Regions from separate parts of the Homo sapiens genome. Here region 1 is linked to region 2. Evidence: chromatin contacts called from ENCODE Hi-C or POLR2A ChIA-PET data. All regions are on one chromosome and are shown on one strand. Each heading gives the region's core, a stretch centred on a gene start or an enhancer-like site at or near the end of the contact. The rest is flanking DNA. Distances are from core to core; before and after follow the strand shown.

Region 1 (6,629 bases), core at 418-2,917, 3.2 Mb after region 2:
AAAAGCCACACATCAAACAGTACTCCAACAAAATCAACAGGGTTTAGCACATTTAAAGATGTGAGCATAAAAAGAATGAACAAGGCCGGGCGCGGTGGCTCACACCTGTAAACCCAGCACTTTGGGAGGCCAAGGCAGGTGGACCATGAGGTCAAGAGATCGAGACCATCCTCGCCAACATGGTGAAACACTGTCTCTACTAAAAATACAAAAATTAGCTGGGCGTGGTGGCACGTACCTGTAGTCCCAGCAACTCAGGAGGCTAAGGCAGGAGAATCGCTTGAACCAGGAAGGCAGAGGTTGCAGTGAGCTAAGATCACACCACTGCACTGCAGCCTGGGTGACAGAGCAAGATTCCTCTCAGAAGAAAAAAAAAAGAGTTGATGAGAGGATCAGAGTTGAGAAAGTACAGTACAGGCTCTTGCTCATTCTACCCTTACTGAGAACCTACTATGTGCAACGTACCATGGATACAATTCTAGCAAAGCAGACCCTGATTCTCAATACATACTATGATTGGAGTAAATACCAGGTTCTCCTGAGTACTCAACCCTGGTAAGTAAGAAGAGGCTTCATGGAAGAGGTGACTTCTAGGCTGAAACCAGTTGGCCAGATTAAGCTTGGGGAAGGTGTGTAAAAGAACGCTTACATATGCTAAGGTCTGAGGTGAAAGAGAACGTGGGCAATTTGTTGGAATTATAAGGAGCAGAAACGTAATTTGGAGGGTGACGACTACCTAGAGATATCATAGTCTGATTAGGTGAAGGACTCAAAAGTTTGGCGATGAAAAGCAGGAGGGAGATAGAGTAGTAGCCTAGTAGAATTAGAGATGAGGGAGGTTCTTCCTATTAATTCAGAAAGGAATATGGGAACAAACTCACTGATAAGACAGTGTTCTCCACAACTCAATATTTAGTTATTAGGAAGGCAACCAAATGCCTTCACTTCTTTTCCTTTAACAATGGCTTAGTTTGACTAAAGTGTTTCTCACAAGATACACACAAAAAAACAAAATACAAGAGCAAATGACGGATAAAGCTGTAAACCTAACGTTTTACTTTTCTAAGATTTATATAATCAGTGATTTAATTGGACCTAACTCCACATCCAGAACTCAAATGAAAGAAAACTTCTGGCCGGGGGCCGTGGCTCATGCCTATAATTCCAGCACTTTGGGAGGCTGAGGAGGGTGGATCACCTGAGCTTGGGAGTTCGAAACCAGACTGACCAACACAGCAAAACCCTGTCTCTACTAAAAATACAAAATTAGCCGGGCATGGTGGCGCACATCTATAATCCCAGCTACTTGGGAGGCTGAGGCAGGAGAATCACTTGAACCCGGGAGGTGAAGGTTGCAGTGAGCCGAGATCACACCATTGCACTCCAGCTTGGGCAACAAGAGTGAAACTCCGTCTCAAAAAAAAAAAAAAAAAAAAAAAAAAAAAAAACCTGACTCACTTCTGAAGACAGGATTTTCCCAGTTTCTAATGCAGCTTCATCTAGCTAATGAAACTTAAGAAAACAGTTTGAGGTTACCTGATTTTGCCAGTTTCAAAACATTGCCACGACAGAAAGCAAGCTGTCTCTAGTTCCTGTGGCTGAGGTCGCTGGAGCCATGTTCAGATGAGATCATCTCAGGAACCAAGAGCAGCGGCTTTCATGTGAAGTGAATGGTGCCGCCTGGGGATGTATCTTTGGTAAGCAAGATTGCAACACAGCAGGGAGTTTACCCAGGGCAGTGCTGACTCACGCTGGGCAAAATTTGTACTTCCCAAACAACTCAGCCTGAACCAACCGCAGTCAACTGCAACCTAGGAAAGAAGAGGCAGCTCACTGATTGTTTTAAATCAAGTGCTGATTACTGGGGGCAGGTAAACCTCATTCCCCCACTACTGGTAACTTGGCCACCTCCAGAGCCCTTACCCAAAAAGTTCCAGTGGCCAGTTTCTAAAATTTCATCTGAGAACAGGCTGGGGCTGGGGCCAGCAAGATTACTGAACATAGCAGGTTCACAGCTCTGAAGATTTCCCCAGGAGGCTGATAAATAAGTCACTTTGCATTTACAAATTAGAACATCTGGGTCAGTGGACTCAGGGAACTTGCCCAGTCATCATTAGCCAGTCAAATCATTAGGGTGAATTTTTGTCAGTTCTAACCAGGCTCATTGTTCTTTTTTCCCACTAGGCCTCCTCTGACCTCTCTATTTCTTCAGACAACTCAAGTTCTCTCATTAAGATAGATGCACTGGAATTTTTTTTTTTTAATCAGCTGCCACATTCTCTATGCTAAAGCCAAATCATTTACCATCACACCTACTGGATGCATAGGGAATACAGAAGACTATGAAAATCACCTTAACACTTGCTCTGAAAAGAGACATCCCTAAATTTATGTCAATTCTCATTTATTAGCCTGCTTATTTAAAAAATCAATCTAGAATGACTGGCTCATCAACAGCTATTAATTACTGAATTTGCCCTGACAGGCTAGAATTGACATTGGTGTTATACAAAAAAAAAAAAAAAAGATCAAGTCCTTGCTTTTTGTGTGCTTTAATTTGACAAGAGAGAAACTAAAGTTCCTATTAGATCCTTCTGTTTCCTGCTTAAAATGTATGACAGTTCCCCAAGGCCATCAGCTATTTCTTAGCAGGGCATTTGAGGCCTCTGCACCCAGCTTCGTTCATCCTTTAAGGTAGGTCTCACATGGCATGAACTCTGGATGTAGCTGCCAACTCAGCTTGTCATTCAATAATGTTAGGTTAATTAAAATGTACGTGCAGACAGAATTTGAGTTTAAAAACTATACTACTTAATTTTCTATTCAAGGGGCTAGTTTTAAAAAGTTATTTATCCAACTCACTTAATTCTCCTTAATTACATTATTCCAGTAGGATAGCCACGCTGAGCTTTGATAAGGTATTATAAAATGTTCCCTGTTTTATTTCCTCCCCTTCAGTGTTTTCCTTTCAGAAAATGGCTTTGTTTAAAGAAGTTTCCCTATAGTACATGTTAATTAGTCCTTTCTGAATGATAAACACATCTTTATAGCAGCTGACAACCATTATCTCTTCAACCACACTTTAAAAAAAATTTCTGTAGTTGATGATAAGTTACAAATTCTAGTATGAAACAACTCTCAAGGTACAGACAAATATGGAACCTCCTTCAGAAAAAAAAAAAATGATTAGAAAAGCTCCTGACCTGTTCTGTATTTGCGAACTTTAAATAAGAGGGCCGGGCACAGCGGTTCACGCCTATAATTGCAGCACTTTGGAAGGCCGAGGTGGGCGGATCACCTGAGGTCGGGAGTTCAAGACTAGCCTAACCAACATGGAGAAACCCCCATCTCTACTAAAAATACAAAATTAGCCAGGTGTGGTGGCACATGCCTGTAATCCCAGCTACTCGGGAGGCTGAGGCAGGAGAATCGCTTGAACCCGGGAGGCAGAGGTTGCAGTCAGCCAAGATTGTGCCATTGCACTCCAGCCTGGGCAACAACAGAGCAAAACTTCGTCTCAAAAAAAAAAAAAAAAAAAGAAAGAGAAAATCCAGACAGTACTATGCCCAGGAGACAGATACGAACTATATAAAGAGCAGCCTGAAGGCCAAAGGCATGGAACTCCTAAGTTGACTAAGAGAAACACCATTGAGCAAGTGAACAGAGCTGCTGCAGCTTATCATTCCCCTCTTTGGGACTCTGATACAGTTTTAACCAACTGCCCCAAATTATAGCCACACTCCATCCTAGTTCTTCCTTTTAAAGTGGAAAGGTTGAGGATTACATTTTAGAGCTTAAAAAGGTACTCGTTTGAACTAGTGGTTTCAGGCACTTGAGGATTTATGAGGTTACATGAAAATTATGAGAATATGAGGCTATGGGAGAAATAATAACTGTGGCTTTCTGACTAAGTTCTTTCAATACATTATTTTAAAATTAGCCAGGCATGGTGGCATACACCTCTAACCCCAGCTACTCTAGAGGCTGGGGCAGGAGAATCACTTGAACCCAGGAGACAGAGGTTGCAGAGCCGAGATTGCGCCACTGCAATCCAGCCCAGGCGACAGAAGGAGACTCCATCTCAAAACAAAAAACAACAAAAACAGAAAATACGTTATTTTAAAACTCAAGTAACTTAACACCCAAAACTATTTATGCTTTTTTTAATAGGGTGGTCTCAACAGATATTTAATGAGTGTGCATATGTGTATGTGCCCATTGTTTCATTTGAACAGACATATGTGATGTCATTGACATCCCAGATTTACTTTCTTTTCTGCAATAGATCTTGACATTATAAACAATAAGCAGGTTTCAAAAGAGAAATTAAAATATCCATTTCTCAGGATTCTGTAGTCTTCCAAATCCACAGAAAATTACCAAATACATACAGAAGATCTGGGAGGATGCACACAGCAGGGAGAGCACTGTAATGGGAATAAAGATCAAATAGCTATGTTTAGCTTTATCCAAATTACCCCCCAAAAATCATGAATTTTTTTACAACAAGCATATATTCAAATATGACTTGGTAGTTTAAAATTCAGTTAAAATTTTAAAGTTTGTATCACTTACAAACTGCTTTACTCTCTCTTCACACTCTTTCCTCTCAACATCTCCCTTTTATCTACTTCCCTACCCCCAGCATCCTAAATGATACTGCACATTTCTTGTTTTTAACAAAATTAATCTTACTTGTGTCCACATCCTTTTTCTAACTGAGAAGTCGGTGAATGGATAAATGCACATTTCCAGGAATCAGTGCCTGTCTCACCTTGTTGATAATTAATGATTGCCAAATTCTAATCTTGGTGTTCAGTGACCTCACAGCCTTTTTTTTTTTTTAACTATAGAACATAGTATTTAAGAAAAACAATATGATGGCAACCAAATATTTATCATCTAATAAATCACAGAAATTAAACATGAAAAATGAAGTAAACTTTATGATACTCAACAATTAACTCTAGGGGTACTTAAGAATCAACAGGGGTGCTTATTGAAAATGAACATTTCTCATCCCAGTCCCTCAGACACTCTGAATTAGCAGACATGGAGGGAGGCCCCAGAAACTGAATTTTTTTTTTTTTTTTTTGAGACGGAATCTCACTCTCATCGCACAGGCTGGAGTGCAATGGTGCAATCTCAGCTCACTGCAACCTCCACCTCCTGGGTTCAAGCAATTCTCCTTCCTCAGCCTCCCAAGTAGCTAGGATTATAGGCGTATGCCACCATGTCTGGCTAATTTTTGTATTTTAAGTAGAGACAGAGTTTTGCCATGTTGGCCAGGCTGGTCTCGAACTCCTGACCTCAGGTGATCCACCTGCCTCAGCCTCCCAAAGTGCTAGAATTACAGACGTGAGTCACCATGCCTGGCCAAAACTGAATTTTTAATAAGTATCTCTCTCTTCCAAGCCTTTTTTTTTTTTTTTTTTGAGACAGAGTCTCGCTCTGTCGCCCAGGTTGGAGTGCAGTGGCACAATTTCTCGGCTCACTGCAACCTCCACCTCCGGGTTCAAGCGATTCTCCTGCCTCAGCCTCTCAAGTAGGTGGGATTACTATGCACCACCAGGCCTGGCTAATTTTTGTATTTTTAGTAGAGACGGAGTTTCGCCATGTTGGCCAGGCTGGTCTTGAACTCCTGGCCTCAAGTGATCCGCCCGTCTCAGCCTCCCAAAGTGCTGGGATTATAGGTGTGAGCCACTGCGCCCGGCCTTCCAAGCAATTCTGATACAGATGGGCCTTGGATCATGTTTTGAGAAAAAGGACACAGCTATGTTCCCTAAGCACTGTTTAGAGTAAAATGAAAAAAAGTTTTTTCAAAGACCTCCAAGCTGAACAGTAGTCACACTGAGCAGGTCCTAAACATAAGTCCGCTCACCCACAAGAACCACAAAAAATACAAACTGTATTCACTTTGTTGGTTGGACCATTATTTTCTTCAAGCCTTCAGAGACAATTATCCTAACTACCATTAAGGATTTCACCTGTCACCCACAGTCTTGTTATACTGAGACATTTTCACACCTGGATATGATACAAGGGGCTTAATGGAATTTTTATGGCTAAAAATTAAAGTTCATTTGACTCAACAGAATAGTCAAATAAAACAAAGGAGAAAACCCAAAGGAACAGGTTGAAAGTAGAGGCTTTTGACTTCCTGATGAGCCAATTTTGCCCAGAAATTCAAACCATGGGATGCTATATAGCTCATATGTCTTGAGAGTGCCCAAATGTCAACTTATCGCCAGAGTATCAGCCAGTGCAGGCTTACAGTAACATTTGGAAGCACAAATGTGCTGTATAAAATGGCCTCTCCTGGGAGATAGAGGCTGTCGCCATGGCAGAGATCATTCCATCTTGGGGCCAGAAGGACCAGGCAGTCCCTTTAATCTTTAACAAGCCACTTTCACATTTAGATACAGGAACTGGCACTGCATGAGGCTCAACCTGCTTCACAGCACTTTGCTGCAAAACAACCCCCCAGTTGTGTGAGGGCATGCTAACCCAGTCTGTCCCCACTGGTGCAGTTACCAGAATCTATTCTATAATGCAATTGTGAGTACTTTATTATCCACTATGGTGTAATACTTCATAGCTCAGAAAAGGTATCCAATATCAAGAGGCTA
Region 2 (6,549 bases), core at 3,269-5,768:
GCAGGAGGATCATCTGAGCCTAGAAGTTCGAGGCTGCAATGAGTGCTCGCACCATTGCACTCCAGCCTGGGCAAGAGTGAGTGTATTATTTGGAAAAAAAAAAATCTATTTTTGACATAATATGGTCTTGGCTCATTTTGAGTGAGCAATCTACTCATAGGACCTCTTCCAAAAACAATAGCTTAGCCAAGGTTCATATATTGTTTGTTCGGCTGTCTTTTGTCTTTTTAAATCTAAGCTCAAAACTTCTAGTCTTTTTTTTTTTTTTTTTTTTTGAGATGGAGTTTCGCTCTTGTCTCCCAGGCTGGGAGTGCAATGGCACAATCTTGGCTCACTGCAACCTCCACCTCCTGGGTTCAAGCAATTCTCCTGCCTCAGCCCCTGAGTAGCTAGGATTACAGGCACCCAACACCACACCCGGCTAATTTTTGTATTTTTAGTAGAGATGGGGGTTTCACCATGTTGGCCAGGCTGGTCTCGAACTCCTGACCACAGGTGATCTGCCTGCCTCAGCCTCCCAAAGTGCTGGTATTACAGCATGAGCCACCATGCCCAACCAAAACTTCTAGTCTTATAAACATGTGATCTTGTTATTGGTTCTTTCTGAATCCTGATTCCGTCATCCAACATATTAGCTATTCTCCCCCACTGGAAAATTGGTCTGACATAATTTTTCTTTATTCAAACCTTCCATGCATTTACAAGATGAAAAAATCTTGCAGTACACCTCTTTCCAAGTGGACAGACAATAGATAAACAAGCAGTAACTTTTCAATTCTCTACACTCATCACATTCACTCTCCTCTATCTTGCTCACCAAGAGGCAAATCTCTTGCTGAAGTCCTGATACACACTATGTCTCTGACAATCTCTGATCTACAAACCCAGTAGAAAAAAAAAAGAAAGAAAACGACAAGAGAGAAAGAGGAGGGGAAAAGTAAGTTCAGTTTGGCCAGGACTACAGTCTTAGTGGAGTAATGCTACTCCCAATGCTACTCCTGTTCAGAAATATCTATCTAATGAACGTTTCTGGAATTCTTTTAATTTTTTTAAAAAACTGATGTTGGCCGGGCGTGGTGGCTCATGCCTGTAATTCCAGCACTTTGGGAGGCCGAGGCGGGTGGATCACCAGGTCAGGAGTTCAAGACCAGCCTGGTCAAGATGGTGAAACGCTGTCTCTACAAAAATTAGCCTGGCGTGGTTGTGGGCACCTGTAATCCCAGCTACTCAGGAGGCTGAGGCAGATAACTGCTTGAACCCAGGAAGCGGAGGTTGCAGTGAGCCGAGATCGCACCACTGCACTCCAGCCTGGGCAATAAGAGTGAAACTCCATCTCAAAAAAAAAAAAAATTTGATGTTAAGCTCATCATTCTAGAACTGATTTTAAATTTGTGAAGGAATGGGAGGCTGAGGCAGGAGAATCACTTGAACCCAGGAGGCGGAGGTTGCGGTGAGCGTGAGCAGAGACTGTGCAACTGCACTCCAGCCTGGGTGACACAGAGAGACTCTATTTCAATTAATCAACCAATCAATCAATTTGTGAAGGGATTAAAAAGTAAGGCTAGGACCGAGCATGATGCCTCATGCCTGTAATCATAGCACTCGCTTTGGGAGGCCGATGCTGGTGGATTGCTTGAGGCCAGGAGTTCGAGACCAGCCTAGCCAACATGGCAAAACCCAGTCTCTACTAAAAGTAGCTGGGTGCGGTGCCATACGCCTGTAATCCCAGTTACTGAGGAGGATGAGACTTGAGAATCACTAGAACCCGGAAGGCAGTGGTTGCAGTGAGCCAAGATCGCGCCACTGCACTCCAGCCTGGGTGACAGAGCAAGACTCTTGTCTCAAAAACAAAAATAAAAAAAGTAAGGCTGGGCCCGGTGGCTCACAAACACTTGTAATCCCAGCATTTTGGGCGTGGGCAACATGCCGAAACCCTGTCTCTACAAAAAACACAAAAGCTAGCCAGCCATACTGGCACACACCTGTAGTCCCAGCTACTCCAGAGGCTGAGGTGGGAGGATGGCTTCAGCTCAGGAGGTGGAAGCTACACTGAGCCATGATGGCACCACTGCACTTCAGCCTGGGTGAAAGGCGAGCCCCTGCCTCAAAAAAAAGTAATGAAATTATTAATTATTGGCCGGGCACTGTGGTTCACACCTGTAAGCCCAGCACTTTGAGAGGCCAAGGTGGGTGGATCCCTTGAGATCAGCCTGGGCAATGTGGCAAAACCCAGTCTCTACCAAAAAATTAGCCAGGCATGGTGGCATGCATCTATGGTCCCAGCTACCCAGGAGGCTGAGGTAGGAGAATCGCTTGAGCCTGGAGGGCAGAGGTTGCAGTGAGCAGAGATCACACCATTCACACCACTGCACTCCAACCTGGGTGACAGAGTGAGATGCCATCTCACCAAAAAACAAAAAAGAAAAAAAGAAAGAAATTATTAATTACACACTTACTTGAACATAATTGATAAAGTCTTCCTTGAAAAGGGTTCTTCTCTGGATTTTGTACTCTAGATCGGAAGCCTTCTTAATGATAGCCCTGAGGAGAAAGCCATTTAAACTTCACTTGAAAACTGCAAAAATTAAACGTTTAAGTTTATTTTGAATATATTTAAAACATGTTTTTCAAAATACGAAATTCCTAGAGTTATCTTTCATAAGAAAGTATTATCGGCCGGACACAGTGGCTCATGCCTGGAATCCCAGCACTTTGGGAGGCTGAGGCGGGTAGATCAAGAGGTCAAGAGACTGAGACCACCCTGGTCAACATGGTAAAACTGCATCTCTACTAAAAATACAAAAATTAGCTGGGCGTGGTGGTGCGTGCCTGTAGTCCCAGCTACTCGGGAGACTGAGGCAGGAAAATTGCTTGAACCTGGAAGGCGGAGGTTGCAGTAAGCCGAGATCGCGCCACTGCCCTCTGGCCTGGCGACAGAGCAAGACTCCATCTCAAAAAAAAAAAGTATTCTCTTACACAATTACTTTTGTGTTCTTAAGGGTTCATTTTTAAACTTTCAGGAAAATCATCTTAATCAACTCCCAAAACCAATGACATTCCCACCAGCAAAGCAAATACAATTAAGAACTTTATACCATTTATGTATGGTGTTTTTTTTGTTTGTTTTTTTCTCGCTCTGTCGCCCAGGCTGGAGTGCAGTGGCATGATCTTGGCTCACTACAACCTCGGCCTCCCGAGTTCAAGCGATTCTCCTGCCTCAGACTCCCGAGTAGCTGGGACTACAGGCGCTCACCACCACGCTCAGCTAATTTTTGTATTTTTAGTAGAGACGGGGTTTCACCATATTGGCCAGGCTGGTCTCGAACTCCTGACCTCGTGATCCACCCACCTCGGCCTCCCAAAGTGCTGGGATTACAGGCGTGAGCCACAGCGCCTGGCTGGTATTAATAAAGACTTCTTTTACTCCAAGTTCAGGTCACTTAAATTTTAATAATAAATTTCTTTCCGAAATTCCTCTTATTTCTGAGTTCTCAACATGTAAATTTTTTTAAAAATCTAAATTGCGTCTGCCTTAAAAGACTTATTACTACGAAGGACTTACGGGAGAAGATTCAGAGTCCTTAGCTAAGGAATGAACATATGACAAATATATATTAGGAGAATTTAATGCAAGATGTGCAAGACAGGTGTCTTTAGTAATGGTAACATTAACCTTAACTGAGCACTTTCTAAGCGTCCACACTGCTTTGTTTTGTGTTTCATTAACGAATGCTTACTTTGAAGCTCTGAGTCACATTACTACATTCAGACGTTGCAAAACAAAGCAACAGTCACAGAAACCATTAAAAACTATTAAACATAATTTTAACACGCTACTGAATGTCTACCATGTGCCAGGCGCTGTAGTTAGGCTCTGGAGTAGCATATGAAACTGATTTCAATGGTCCCCACCTTCAAGTCTAGTTAGGAATTTATCCACTCCCCCTGGGCTCTCACAGCACTCTGTTCCCATCCCTACAGCAGTACAAGGTACTACAATCAACTTACAGTACACTGTTATCAAAATATTTAATTTGTCTGTCTCCCCCACCACACTCTGCCCAATTAGCTCCTAATGAGCAGGAATCCTGGGTTTATCACCTTTACAGCCCTAAGACCCGGCTCCATGAAGGGCTGTCAAAACGTCTGATGGGTAAGTAGACGGACGGATTACCTTGCAACGAATGAAAAATTAATTCTGGACATCACCGAAAACGAGAAATGGGCTTCCACCACGTTAGGAAAAGTAAACACAGGTCGAGCGTCCCCACATCTAGCCCCTGCCACACACTCCCAACCTCCCCTCAGGCCGCCTCAGCTCTTCCCTCTCCCCAACCCTCTCTCACTTAATCTCCGCATGACTGAACAGTCCAATGCGCTCCAGCTGTTCCAATTCCGGGAGCCGATCTTCTATGCGTTCCTGAATTATCTCTGCCATGAGGTCCGAGGTCTACAACCCCGCGGGTAGCTTCTCAACAGCGAACACGAGCAGGAAGCTCCCGGTTTCAGGTTCGGAGACCCAGCCCTACCACCGACGCGTCCGGACGTAACGTGCTCCCTAGGTCCCGCCTTTTCCGCTTCCGCCACCTCCTACTTAGGGGAAGGCCCTTCGGCTTCTACAGCCACCGTCCCCTCCCTGTGGCCGATTGTGGGATTGCAGCGAGAACCCGCCCTGGTCTTGGGCAGGACGACTCTAGCGGACAGGAGTTGAGGGGCGGGGCTAGACGGGAGGGAGGGGTTAAGTGCGCGCGCCGCTAGACTTGGACAGCCATCAGGAAAAGCGCCTCCAGGTGTAGAGAGGTGGGCTGCTCAAGCCTGAAAGGGACACGAGATGCATTTTCTTCAGAATATTGTCTCCCATCCCACGTCCTGACTTCCCAACACCAAGAACAACAACAAAAAAAAAAGCAAAGGAGGAGGATATTGTACAATTAAACATTTTTGAAAGCCGGTCGCGGTGGCTCATGCCTGTAATCCCAGCAGTTTAGGAGGCCGAGGCGGGCAGATCACCTGAAGTCAGGAGTTCGAGACCATCCTGGCTAACATGATGAAACCCCGTTTCTACTAAAAATGCAAAAAAATTAACTGGGCGTGCTGGCACGCGCCTGTAATCCCAGCTACTCGGGAGGCTGAGGCAGGAGAATCGCTTGAACCTGGGAGGCCGAGATCGCGCCATTGCACTCCAGCTTGGGCAACAAGAGTGAAACTCCGTCTCTAAATAAATAAATAAATAAAATAGAATTGTTTATTATTTAAATCAATATCCTGTCTTTGTAAGCAATAGCTTTCAAAATATATGTCCCTAGGTGAATATCAGACACTATAAATTCTTTTTAGAAAAGGAGATTTTTGTATTGAAAAGTTTGAGAATTACCAAAATAAATCACTAAGGTATAGACACCCTCCTTAAACCATTGCCCAAGCAACTTAGCATTTCTAAGAGAAACACCAGGCAACACAGCTTGGAGGCAATATTGCTGGTATAGTTAGTAAACCTCAAATGATAACTACATGGTTCAGTTCTTTTTTAGTTCTGGATATAAAAAAGCCAAAGCAGCAGTTCTTGCTAAATCTGCTTATTTCAACATTCACATTAGCACCTGGATCCTGTGTGTGATTTATGAAAGGAGAATGGGCTCAGCAAAACCATGTTCCACCTCTGTGCCTTGCATTTCTTTCTTTCCTTTCACATTTTACCCACTCATCTCAGAACTGAGACGAGGGTTGGCTTGTGCTACACCATTTCTTGAATCCTTCAGCTGTAAGACATGTCAGAAGTGGAAGGAAATCACGAATGTAAGACAAAGATAGAATTTATTTGTAAAAGTAAAATCTCTGGGGCTGTGTTAACAGTAAGAGTGGAGATGACACTAGATAGTAAACTCCATATGGGCAGGGAATTTTTTCCTTTTTGACTGGCTAGATACTCTACAGCTTATAGCAGTGCCTACCATATAATAAGTACTCAGTTAATAAATGCATGACACTAAGAAAAGGTACTTGCTAAATTTCTTTAGGTACAAGGAAGTCAGCAAGTTATGACAGACTGTAATCATTTCAAAGTAAATTTGATAGAGACCTTCATAAATTAACCATGATTTTTATTTTATTTTATTTTATTTATTTATTTAGAGACAGAGTCTCGCTCTGTCACCAGGCTGGAGTGCAGTGGCGCGATCTCGGCTCACCACAACCTCGACTCCCCTGGTTCAAAGGATTCTCCTGCCTCAGCCGCCCGAGTAGCTGGGACTACAGGCACGTGCCACCACACCCAATTAATTTTTGTGTTTTTCGTACATACAGGTTTTCATCATGTTGGCCAGGATGGTCTCAATCTCCTGACCTCATGATCCACCCGCCTCAGCATCCCAAAGTGCTGGGACTCCAGGCGTGAGCCAACGCGCCCGCCCAATTTTTAAATCAAACTAACTATAAATACGCTCCTCCTTTATATTGTTTTGTTTTGTTTTGTTGTTCTTTTTAAGACCGAGCCTCGCTGGCCAGGCACTGTGGCTCACACCTGTCATCACAGCACTTTGGGAGGCCGAG

The links. A loop is a pair of places that touch in the nucleus more often than their neighbours do. ChIA-PET counts read pairs that join two places held with the same protein, here RNA polymerase II (POLR2A).
Region 1: a map with no recorded cell type shows a loop between it and region 2 (5-fold over the local background). The contact joins the promoter of RFFL here to the promoter of UTP6 in region 2. A Hi-C loop is called at or near these places in 1 of 37 single-sample maps with no recorded cell type. POLR2A ChIA-PET finds 5 or more read pairs at or near these places in 1 of 52 experiments (GM12878).

Annotation. Positions count from the first base shown.
Region 1 is chr17:35,062,040-35,068,668 of GRCh38, forward strand. RFFL (ring finger and FYVE like domain containing E3 ubiquitin protein ligase) reads right to left here and starts at 1,668. Exons shown (of 7, transcript NM_001017368.2): 1 at 1,537-1,668. The region is part of intron 5 of RAD51L3-RFFL (RAD51L3-RFFL readthrough); the gene reads right to left. RefSeq lists enhancers at 1,219-2,418, 1,505-2,300, 1,750-1,849 and a silencer at 1,440-1,509.
Region 2 is chr17:31,897,190-31,903,738 of GRCh38, forward strand. It overlaps UTP6 (UTP6 small subunit processome component), which reads right to left and starts at 4,519. Exons shown (of 19, transcript NM_018428.3): 1 at 4,347-4,519; 2 at 2,457-2,541. The coding sequence starts at 4,438. RefSeq lists enhancers at 3,994-4,143, 4,187-4,778, 4,464-4,513.